Regions from separate parts of the Mus musculus genome. Here all the other regions are linked to region 3. The links are chromatin contacts, found by Hi-C or POLR2A ChIA-PET in ENCODE. All regions are on one chromosome and are shown on one strand. The core of a region is the stretch at or near the end of the contact, and the rest is flanking DNA. Distances in the headings are between cores, read along the strand shown. Region 1 holds the start of Syngr1 (synaptogyrin 1). Region 2 has its middle 7.9 kb from the start of Cacna1i. Region 3 holds the start of Enthd1 (ENTH domain containing 1).

Region 1 (3,597 bases), core at 360-2,859, 470 kb after region 3:
GACCTCTGGTCCTGGCTCCCTCTCTAGTAGGACTGTGGGCTCCCTGAGCATCAGGACCGAGCCTGAGCCTGAGTCATGCTGCCCTCCCTCCCTTCCCTCCCCTCCGGGCCTGGCAGACTCAATAAAGCTTTGCTAAATGAAGCCATCACCGGTAGAAATGACCCAAGCAGAAGGAACGCCCACGCCCCCTCACAAAGCTTGTGTTTCCAACATCCCAGCCAGGGGCTCCAGAGAGGTCAGAGGAAGCAGCGCACCTGAGCAGGCAGGTGCCTCCAGGGTTCCCGTTTTACCTAGGGCCTGCAGGGGCATCTGAGAGCTGGGGAGGGCCAAGAATGAATAAATCCGGTGTCACAAACCCTCGCGGATATAGCTGGGCTGCACGGCCATGAAGAGTAACAGAAACAAGGCTCCCCACAAGAAGGAAACGTAAAAGATCCCCGTAAGACCAGAATTAATCTCAAGCCATTCCACGCATCAGATCCTGAAATGGCCCTGAAAACGAGGAAAGGAGGGCACCTCTGCAAGCCCGGGTCACAGCTGACTTCGGTTATTAGCCCCCAGGGGTCCGTGACCCGTGTCACCAATGCAGGCTCTTCTGGTCTTAGCACAACAGGAATGGACCCCCAGATCTACAGGGGCAAGACCCTCCATGAAGCCAGCCAACCCCAGAGCCTACAGGCCTCCTCACCCTGGGGTGCAAGGCCTCCTGAGCCACTCCTTCAAGATGTTTCTGCCCCACCCCCCAGGTTTGAGCTGAGCCCCACTCAGCACTGGGGGACCTGCACGGACTAGGTGGGCTAAAGATTGCGAACAAACAGACTTCTCTGCTCTCTATTGCATGGAAGGAACCTTTCTCCAGACCACATTTAGAATCCACTCAGGTGTTTGTTAGGGATCGGAGAGTTGCGGATTCATAAAATGTCAGAGCCCAAAGGGGCCTGGCTCCTCCCACCCCTATAAATCGAGAAACTGAGGCATGACATAAGAGGTGACGCTCCCCACCCAGATCCGAACTGAATCCCTCGTATCTTTTTTGGGGTGGTTCCCTGCCCAAGGTCACGCGGCAAAACAGATGCGGGTCTTGACGGAACCCAAAAATCCAGGCTCCAGACTCAGAGCTCCGCAGCGTACAGAGTGAGCAACAAAATCTAGTTCCAGGTCCTCGCCCCGAAAGCGCGCGGCAGGTGCAGCAGTGCGCCCTAGAAAAAGATCCACGCCCTGATCCGCGCCCCCCAATAAGCGGCCTTAAACTTGGGCTCCGTCCCCACCGACGCACGAGAACCTAGCCGCTAAGTGTAAAGCAGCGACAGCCTGGAGGTCTCGGCGATGGGACTGAGGACCTCGGTGACAGGGGCCGTGATCCGCTTGTGTCAGCAGGGCCGCCCGGGCCAGGTGAGGTCGCGTCGGTGTCCGGCGCCCCGCGCCCCAGCCCGCCTTGCTGTGTCCTTACCCAAGACACGACGCGCAGGATGGTGTGTGGCTGCCTCACCAGGGTGTAGGGGTCGAAGGCGCCCCCGGCTTTGCCCGCTCCGTACGCACCCCCTTCCATCGTGGCTGCACCGCGCGGCGCCCCCCGCTCGGCGCGCGCCGCCGACCCGTGCGCGTGCGCGGCGCCCCCGCCCCCTCCCCTGCGCTCGGCTAGTGCTTGCCGGGGCTCCCGCCAGGGGGCGTCCGTGCACGGCAGGTGCAGCTCCCCGAAGCTCGCGCTCAGAAAGCGGGTGCTTCTTGGGGTCCCGGTGTGGGGCGCGCTCCCAGCCAGCGGGGTGACCTCTTTGCAAAATAGCGCGTGATCAGGGTGTGGACAGAGAGTGCAGCCGCATCCCCGCTTTCGGAAGCCCTCTGAGATGTAGTTCTTCAGGAAACTCTTTTTGTTATGTATTTATTTATTTATTCATTTGCCTCTTTCCTTTCGCTCTCTGCTTCAAATAAAGGGAAGGGGCTCCGTTTGATCGTACAGTGGCTCATTGAACGCGTCCGTAGGTCGCTGGCTGCAGTAATGACCCTCTCTAAGAGATCTGCACAGCCTTCTCGGGCCCCCAGAACCACCTAGCCGCCGAGCTCCACCGATGATGTCATGCACGCGCCCCCTGACCTGGAAGGCGCTGTAAGGGAGGCAAAAGCTGGGAAAAAAACAGACCTGAGACTCCCTTCCCCTTCCACCACAGCTCCCGATCCCTTTCCTTAATCCAATAATTAATTATGTACTTATTTCTTCCGTTGTCTCCTCTGTCTGTGTGCTCCTGCTGGTCAGGTTTTGTTTATATCCAAAGGCCTCACAAACAGTAGGTGGTCAATAAATATACTCTACCCCCTCCCAACCCCAACATAGTTGGCCCTTTGGGGCTCTTGGGGGCTTTTTTTGTTTGTTTGTTTGTTTTTTGTTTTTTTCGAGACAGGGTTTCTCTGTATAGCCCTGGCTCTCCTGGAACTCTGTAGACCAGGCTGGCCTCGAACTCAGAAATCCGCCTGCCTCTGCCTCCTGAGTGCTGGGATTAAAGGCGTGCACCACCACGCCCGGCTCTCTCGGGGGCTTTTGTCGTTGTTTTTATTTGTTGTTTTTGTTTTGTTTTTGAGACAGAGTGGCTTGTAGAGGCCGGCCTCTGGAATTCACCGGGAGGAGGGGGATGGGTTTTGAATTTCTATTCCTCCTGCTGCTTTATCCCTGTGATGGAGTTTCAGGTCTGAGGCAGCTGTTATACTATGATCCTATAAAACGTCTAGAGGAAAACAAGGGAAGATCTTTATAACTTTGTACATTGGAAGACTTTTTTTCATTTTTATTTTCTCTTTGTCTTGTATTAGTGTCTGCCTGCATGTTCATATGAGCATCGTATAAATGCATTGCCTGAGGAGGTGAGAAGAGGGTGTGGGATTCCCTAGACCTGGAGCTCTACAGACCTTTGTGGGTCACTGTGTGGGAATCAAACTCTGGTCCACTGCAAGGACAAGTGCTCTTAACTGCTAAATTCACTGTATAGCCCGTGTTCAGTTCAAACTCGGGACAGTCCCATGTCCTGAGATCACAGGCATTAGCCATCACATCTAACAAAGCATTTTCCCTGAAGCACAAAACTGTGTGGTCAGGAGGTTCCTGGGCTGAGCAGCCAGCACCGGTACTTACTACAAGTCCTTGAATGTTGTACAAATATCCTCCTCTTGCCCATATGTACCTTGTCCTGAGTTCTATGGCACACATAGATGAACACGTTCATATCTTTCCACGATTTATCTCATAACAATAAATTCACAGGGTGGAGCAGTTTCAACAACAAGTATGCCGCCTACACCTTGGTAATCTAGCCAAGGTGATTTTATTCCAATCCCAATTACTCATATTAACACGCTTGTCACCCGGCACACGGGAAATCAATGAACTAATCAACCTATCTACGTATATGTGGTTTACACAATGACCGTGCAGTTTAAAAGGCATGGCTGACAGCGGTGGCACACACCTTTAATCCCAGCAGAGCCAGGGCTACACACAGAGTTCCAGGACAGCCAGGGCTACCCAGAGAAACCCTGTCTCAAAAACAAACAAACAAAATAAATAAAGGAAAGGCTACCACATAGTTGAAGAGGTATCAGAAGCAGGCT
Region 2 (3,496 bases), core at 331-2,830, 280 kb after region 3:
CTCACCTCTGACAGCTCTGTTGGACACTGTAGGGAACATTAAGGCTTTGCTCAGAAATGGAGTGGGTATCACCCAGCCTCCTGCAGCTTCTGAAAGTCTGTCATCAAGGATGCCTCCTTTTAAGGTTTTGATCTTTTCTATTTTATGTGTATGAGTGTGCCTGAGTGTGTCTGTGCACCGTGCACATGTAGTACCCACCGAGGCCAGCAGAGGGTGCTGTATTTCCCAAGACTGGAGTTATAGAAAGTTAGGATCTTCCATCGTGGATGCCGAGATTGAACCCAGGTCCTCTGGAAGAGCAGCCAGTGCTCTTAACCGCTGAGCCACCTCTCCAGCTCTGGTCTCCTGGTGGATAGTAAAGGCCACCCTGAGGCTTTCACCCAGTAAGGTCCTTTCTTCCCTCAGGCCCTGTTCTAATCGCCAGAGTCTTTCTGGCTCTGCCTTACTGGCCTGCCTCTGTTATACCTTGCCAGGCTTAGGCCCTACAAAGAGAGCCTGTCTGTTCAGACCAGAGCTCAGCCTAGAGCAGCTGCTAGGAGGTCTGCAGAATAAATGAATGCATGAATGTGTGGATGGATGGATGGATGGATGGATGGATGGATGGATGGATGGATAACCAAAGATCACAAGAAGAGAGTGACTGGTCACAGTATGAAACTAAACAGAGTTTTATCAGGGGAGCTCCTACTTTAATGAGGGAGTTAGAAACTACAGACAAGGGCTGGAGAGATGGCTCAATGGTTAAGAGCACTGACTGCTCTTCCAGAGGTCCTGAGTTCAATTCCCAGCAATCACATGGTGGCTCACATCATGGTGGATCTGTAATGGGATCTGAGGCCCTCTTCTGGTGTGTCTGAGGACAGCTATAGTGTAGTCACATATGCAAAATACATAAATAAATAGAAAGAAAGAAAGAAAGAAAGAAAGAAAGGAAGGAAGGAAGAAAGAAAGAAAGAAAGAAAGAAAGAAAGAAAGAAAGAAAGAAAGAAAGAAAGAAAGAAAGAAACTAAAGACAATAAACATCTAGTGAATCAGATGGTGACTAGTCCATAGGGGAAAGGAAGGTGAGGGGAATAGACAGGGAAGGAAAACAGGGTTGTCCTCTTTTAATGTTTTAATGGCTCAGTATTCAGTTCAAGGCCTCAAGAATGCTAACTGAGCATGTACTCAACTACTGAGCCACACCCTCAGCCTTGGGGTTCTCATTTTAAATGCTGTGGCTGAGGGACTAATGAAACGCTGATCTTTTAACAAAGGCTCTGACTCCCATGAAGAGAGTAGGGAGAGCATGTCCTCACCCCTTTCGTCCATCTCTTCACACACACACACACACACACACACACACACACACACACCTTCCCTGAGACCTTTCCAGGAATCACAGAGGTGCGCACAGACTACCATACAGTATAGCAAACAGGCAGTGCCTGGAGGAGCCCATGCACACCCTCGGGGTGATCTGGGCAGCTTTCTGCCGTGCTGCTTGCAAGATGTGCTTTGCAAGCTCAAGTGTCCACCCTCATCCTCCAGTGAGAACGGTGAGCCCTGCTAGAAGGAAACCCGTCTGCCGAGTCTGAGAGTCAGTGGAAATTCTATGTAGGCAGCAGGGAATCAACACGGGCCATCGCATGCTGAAGCTGATACCAGATAAGAGGCCTCACACGTGCCACATGGCCACTGTGTCCTCACTGCCACACAACCACACACACACAGCCATACACCACACACACACACACACACACACACAGGCTGCAGAGGTGAAAGGAACCAACACATAACCCTGACAGGTGCAAAAACTGGACCAAGATCACCCAGCAGGGAGTGTGAGACATAAGAGTGAGGTCCAAAGCCAAACCTATGCCAACTCCACTCTCCCCAGCTTGCCTAGGCCTACATAACCTGGTTATGAAAGCCCATAGGTCCTCCTTTGCCTTGACCCTCTAGAGAAAACTGGGAGCTTGTCCAATGCTTGACCCAGAACACTCACTTCTAGAATACAGAGACACCCTCCCCAAAGGAGAAGATTTGCAGATACCAACAGTCTTCACACTCCTGTCTGTGCACACACACACACACACGAGCACACACACACAAATTCACACAGACCTTCACATATACACACAAACAGATACGTGCCTATTAAACGCACTCTTGGTGAGACACAGATTCACGCACACACATTCGCACGCCTCTCAAGTACACACAGATACAGGCGTGCTGTTATTAAGTTCGCACTCACACAAGCGCAAATGTACCCCCTTCCCCGACTGCACTCACAAAGGGAGAGTGGTCCACAGTGGGAGATATAGGGAAGGGGGAGACAGGGAGAAGGATGATGGAGAAAATGGAGGAAGGGGTGGGGAAGGTGAGGGGCTTGATCGATGAGGGAAGAAGCAAGCTCTGAAGGAGAGGTTCTGGTGGAAGGATGGGAGAGCAGAGAGGGAAAGATAAGGCGATGGGAGGCAGCCGGGAGGAAGAAGAGGAGGGAGCTGGAGGCCGCTGTGATTGGAGCCTAACTTTAGCTGCAGAGCAGAATGACTCACACTTGGGGGGAGCGCTGAGCAGGCTCCAGTTTTCTGTTTATATACCTCCAGGAGCTAAATATACAGGCTGAGGGGTTCTTCTGTTCTGGTCCAGCAGTTCCTTGTGTTCTCCCCCTGCCTTCACCCCCTCCCTCCAACACACACACACACACACACACACACACACACACATCCTGCCTCCTGAGGCCTCTACCCCATCAGCCCTCACCCACAGCTCTCCCCTCCAGGGCATCAGCTGCCAGGAGCTGACCATGGGGTTTGGCTTCAGACTCAGAAATAAACATGATACAAACTGCCCCTTTCCAAAGCCAGAAGGTTGGGTGGGAGGATTCAGTGCTTGCCCAAGGTCACTCAGCATGAAGTAGATGTGCCAGGCTAAAGTCTTCAAGGCTGCCAGACCAGAATCTCTCTGCAGGAGAAGGGGCAAGGGCCTGGGGACTGATTCCCCAAGAGCAGGCAGGTAGAGGCTGTAAAAGCGGGTACAAAATATCAATTGGAGTTGGAGATGGGTAATTAGGGGTCCTGAAAACAGATATTTTCATCATTGCTAACGTCGCCCTGCCCCCCCCCGTTTAGCCTTCCAGGTAGCCCCCCCCCCCCGCAGCATCCCAGGGAAACCACAGGTTCCCTGAACCCTGGTTTGCAGGGTGAATTTTCAAGACCCTGTGCTTCTGACCAGCATGACCAACTGTGCCTGTCGCTGTCCGTGGTGCTGATCCTGAATTGTTCTTCCAGCCCAGACATGGCTGTCTTTTCTGCAATCTTGACAGTACAGTAGACTCAGGGAAGAGACTGTGGCCACAGGAAAGGACAAGAAGAAACAAAGGACATGGAAGCCATAGACTTCCAGCAGATAGCTGACAGATGGGGCAAGCTGAACCAGATGAGAGTCAGTGTGCCCAGCTTGACAAAGCTGTTGACATGCACAAATGGATGGGGGCTGGAGGGCAGGA
Region 3 (3,668 bases), core at 497-2,996:
AAAATGAATAATAAATGCAGTCTTTCCAAAATATAGATAGGTAGCCATAAAAACAAAAGAGTTTTTAACAACTGTTCAATTCCAGCAAGTTATAATTCTAAGGCAGTTTTTTTTTTAAAGAAAAAATAGATCTGTGAAGACATGGATCAATATTTGTTATTCTAGGCTGGTGTTATGGTGCAGCTCTGCATTGAGTGAGTTTGGTGGAGGGGAAAAAGGACAGTAGAAATTGAAAATTTTAATAGTGTGCTGAACCATTATAAATCAGGTTTTCACTGCAGGAGGAAGTCAGACGAAATGTTCACATTCCGGGTGCATACGAGACAACCAGAACATCACAGAAACACACTTTCTTTTTCTTCATAGGATATGGTCTCTTTCTGAGAAATCTTATTAAAGCAATTATATTTTGTATCTAATTTATTTCAGACTGCATTGGGTTTAAATCAAAAGGTAGAGGGGCTGAAAGGGTTAATGATCTGGTTTTGTTTTTTGTTTTTTTAAGGTGATAGTTCATTTAACCATGCATCTGAAAATTATGTTTTCCCTTGATACACAGATTAATCAGGCGTGAGCTAGAAGCTGAGGAGGCCAAGGAAACAAAACTAAAAATACCAAACAGTCGTTATGAGTTTGATTTTTTTTTCTTTCTTTTGGATGGGTGCAGCTTTGATAGCAAAATCTGATTATAGTTCATCTAGACTTCGTTGGGTCTGGATGCTCATCAGGGCTTGAAATCAATTTGGCACAGTGCCTTTGTCCCTGTCGGAGGTGAATCACCAGAGAAATTACAAACTAAGTGACTCACCTTCCTGCAGAGTAATGAAAAAGAGGAAGGGAGTTTCATGTAAATCAGAAACTGGTAATTCTCAAGTATCTTGCGAATTCTTAGGGCCGAGTACCGGTTTAAGTTTGAATGCGTTTTTATATTAACCTAAATGCTTCCTCTTCTATGTATGGGGAAGCTGTCAGACTCCTGCTAATCACTCCAGGCCTAAGGGAGTTCCTCACGCCATGTCATTTATAAATAGCACTTTGATACTGTTGAATGTTAAAACCACACCTTTTTTTCCCTGAAAGCGAGTAAAGAAAGTAATCGAAGCTTTCCCTCTAGTTTGCTAGGCTAAGATGCTGCTTTGGATACTGTGTTAGCTGTAATCCACAGGAGGTAGAGTATTTATCTTAACGCCGGCTCTCTAGATAGACCAGAGAGCAGCACCTACTCAGGTTTGATCAGAGTGCTTCATGGTTCTGCAGGGAACAGGGTTCTGGGTACGAGGAGGACCTCACACTCAATTTTCACCACCATTCAAATTATTTCCAGGACACAGTGTGTATAACAACAGCTTTTGTTAAGAAAGAGGTGTCAGAGTGCAAATTCCCCCTGAACTATGAATCTGTCTCCTCTGTGTGTACGTCTTTAAACTCGTACTCCTTGTCAAGGGAGCTGAGCAATATTTTCTGCAGAACCTTTTAGGAGCAGATAGACTACCTATATTCTCTGGATAGCTGAGGTCAGTCTTGTGAGGGATTTTCCCGTGTTTATCCTAAGCACACCTATATAGAGTCCTTTCCTTCCTCAGGCTGGTGATGTGACAGGCTTTCTTGGAAACTAAAATTTTTTTTTTTTTCAGACTAACTTGGTCTCCTGTAGACATTTTTTTTTTTTTTTTTTTTGAGGAACTTACACCACATTTTTTGTACTTTCCTTGCAGGAAATCGATACTTTACCAGGTGGAGATGAATCATTTGTGTTTGAGAGCGGCAGAACTTGGGACGAATCTGTCAGGCGCTCTGTAAACCAGTCACTCCTGACCCATCGCTCTCACCCACCTCCACCCCCTCCTCAGACTCACTGTAGCTATGTCATTCAGGAGGCAAGTGAAGAACTTCGTGAAAAATTACTCAGATGCCGAAAAAAAAGTCAGGGAAGCAACTTCCAATGACCCCTGGGGCCCCTCTAGCTCTCTGATGTTAGCTATCAGTGACATGACTTTCAATGCGGCCTCCCTCTCGGAGATCATGCACATGCTGTGGCAGCGACTCAGCGACCACGGGAAGAACTGGCGCCACGTGTACAAATCCCTCGCCCTGATGGACTACCTCATCAAGAACGGCTCCAGGAAAGTTATTCAGTATTGCAGAGAGGGCGTCTGTAACCTTCAAATGCTAAAGGATTTTCAACACATAGATGAAGCGGGCAAAGACCAAGGTAACAGTTTGTAAAAATTCGACAGTGTGCCTGTAAGGACAGGCGTGTATAGCAGTGTTTTAAATCTTCAACTGGAGCAAGGCGGTTCTCAATTTTTGAGTGCCTTGTGATGTAGCCTAGGCTGTCCTGAGCTTGCCCTCCAGTCCCAACCTCCCTCGCGCTAGGTTGATGTGCACCCTGTTATCACCCTGGGCTTAAAGAGTTGTCCTTAGATGTCCCAGCCACTGTTTTCCTCCGACCGCTGTGGTTCTCATTTCCGTCCTCTGATTGACTGTGGCACTTGGGAGAAGAGTGTGTTTGTTTTCAAAAGAGCACAGAACACACGCAGGTCCTGATCCAGTGACGCCTCACAGAAAAGTAAATACAGCAAATGAAGAGAGGAGACGCTGCCGTTTGTGTGTTGATGTCACTGTAATTCACGAGTATAATTAAGTCGGAATTTAGTCATAAACTAGGGAAGTGTTTCTAGGGACTCTGGAATCTCCGAAGGCTATGGAGATGAGCTCACTTAACTGAAGCACAGAAATTCAGGTCTTAAGATAATTCTGGGTGTAGAAAGGCGATGGCATAGGAAGATGGTATAGAGTATTGAAGTGGATTGGTGCCAAATTTGCAAAGAAAAGAGCCAACATTCCTTTCCTTTGTGTTAGAAATGCAAAGTTATAATTGTGCCTAAAGTGATAGGTTTTAAGTCATAAGAAGAAAATACAGTTCACTCTACTCTCCATGGTTACTGCATTTTAAAATGATAACTTTAAAGAAATGAAAAAATGAGACAAAAATAGTTTCTATGAACCCTTCTCCACCAAAACATCATCTCTCCAGTTTCTAAGATCAGTGAGGTACACTTGCTACAAGTGGCAGCCAGTGTTGACACTACTACTGATGTTCAGTTTAGTTGTATCATAGTTCTGTAGGTTTTGGAAAGACATACTGTCCTGTGTCAACCACCCAGTATAACACAGGGTCTTTCGCTTCCCCGAGGATGCCTTGTGACCTGCCCTCACCCTCTTTGCCCTGGATGCCACTGGTCTTTATAGTTTTACTTTTTCCAGATGTAAAACTTCTTTAGACTCGTTTCTTTCATTGGCAGGATACCCCACGGTTCTTCCAGATCCTTCCATAGGTTGGAAGCTTGTTTCTTTTTATCTTTCCTCTTTATGAAAAGGTTTGTTGAGATATAATGCATATACCATACAAATTGTAACATATGTGTATATATATACATATATATATATATATATATATATGTATATACACACACACACACACACACACACACACACACATGTATATTATAAAATATAGGGTCATTTATATAAAGTATGTATAATTATAAAGTTGTTTATTATAAGATGTGATATCTATATCAACACTTGCCTTTTTGTATTCACTTGTATTGAATTTTTTTTTCAATCAGAATCTCACGTGGACTTGAGTTAATAAGTAGCTGAGT

The links. Hi-C counts contacts between places; a loop is a spot of excess contacts on that map. ChIA-PET counts read pairs that join two places held with the same protein, here RNA polymerase II (POLR2A).
Region 1: a map of T-helper 1 cell shows a loop between it and region 3 (2.2-fold over the local background). The contact joins the promoter of Syngr1 here to the promoter of Enthd1 in region 3. A Hi-C loop is called at or near these places in 1 of 37 maps with a recorded cell type or tissue (T-helper 1 cell). POLR2A ChIA-PET finds 5 or more read pairs at or near these places in 2 of 5 experiments (both embryonic stem cell).
Region 2: a loop to region 3 is called in a map of v-Abl transformed pro-B cells, with 2.4 times the contacts of the local background. The contact joins the enhancer-like site here to the promoter of Enthd1 in region 3. A Hi-C loop is called at or near these places in 3 of 37 maps with a recorded cell type or tissue (T-helper 2 cell and v-Abl transformed pro-B cells).

What each region holds. Positions count from the first base shown.
Region 1 is chr15:80,089,346-80,092,942 of GRCm38, reverse strand. It overlaps Syngr1 (synaptogyrin 1), which reads right to left and starts at 1,609. Exons shown (of 4, transcript NM_207708.1): 1 at 1,451-1,609. The coding sequence starts at 1,549. It overlaps Gm31134 (predicted gene, 31134), which reads left to right and starts at 1,109. Exons shown (of 2, transcript NR_168675.1): 1 at 1,109-1,392; 2 at 1,932-2,210.
Region 2 is chr15:80,277,582-80,281,077 of GRCm38, reverse strand. No RefSeq gene overlaps it. Among named protein-coding and RNA genes, the nearest start is that of Cacna1i, 7.9 kb to the left of the region's middle. Within about 2 kb of position 1,580, at least 1 of the 3 ENCODE cell types and tissues checked has a DNase peak (open chromatin) inside an H3K27ac peak, as active enhancers do.
Region 3 is chr15:80,558,548-80,562,215 of GRCm38, reverse strand. It overlaps Enthd1 (ENTH domain containing 1), which reads left to right and starts at 1,746. Exons shown (of 6, transcript NM_001163189.1): 1 at 1,746-2,212. The coding sequence starts at 1,864.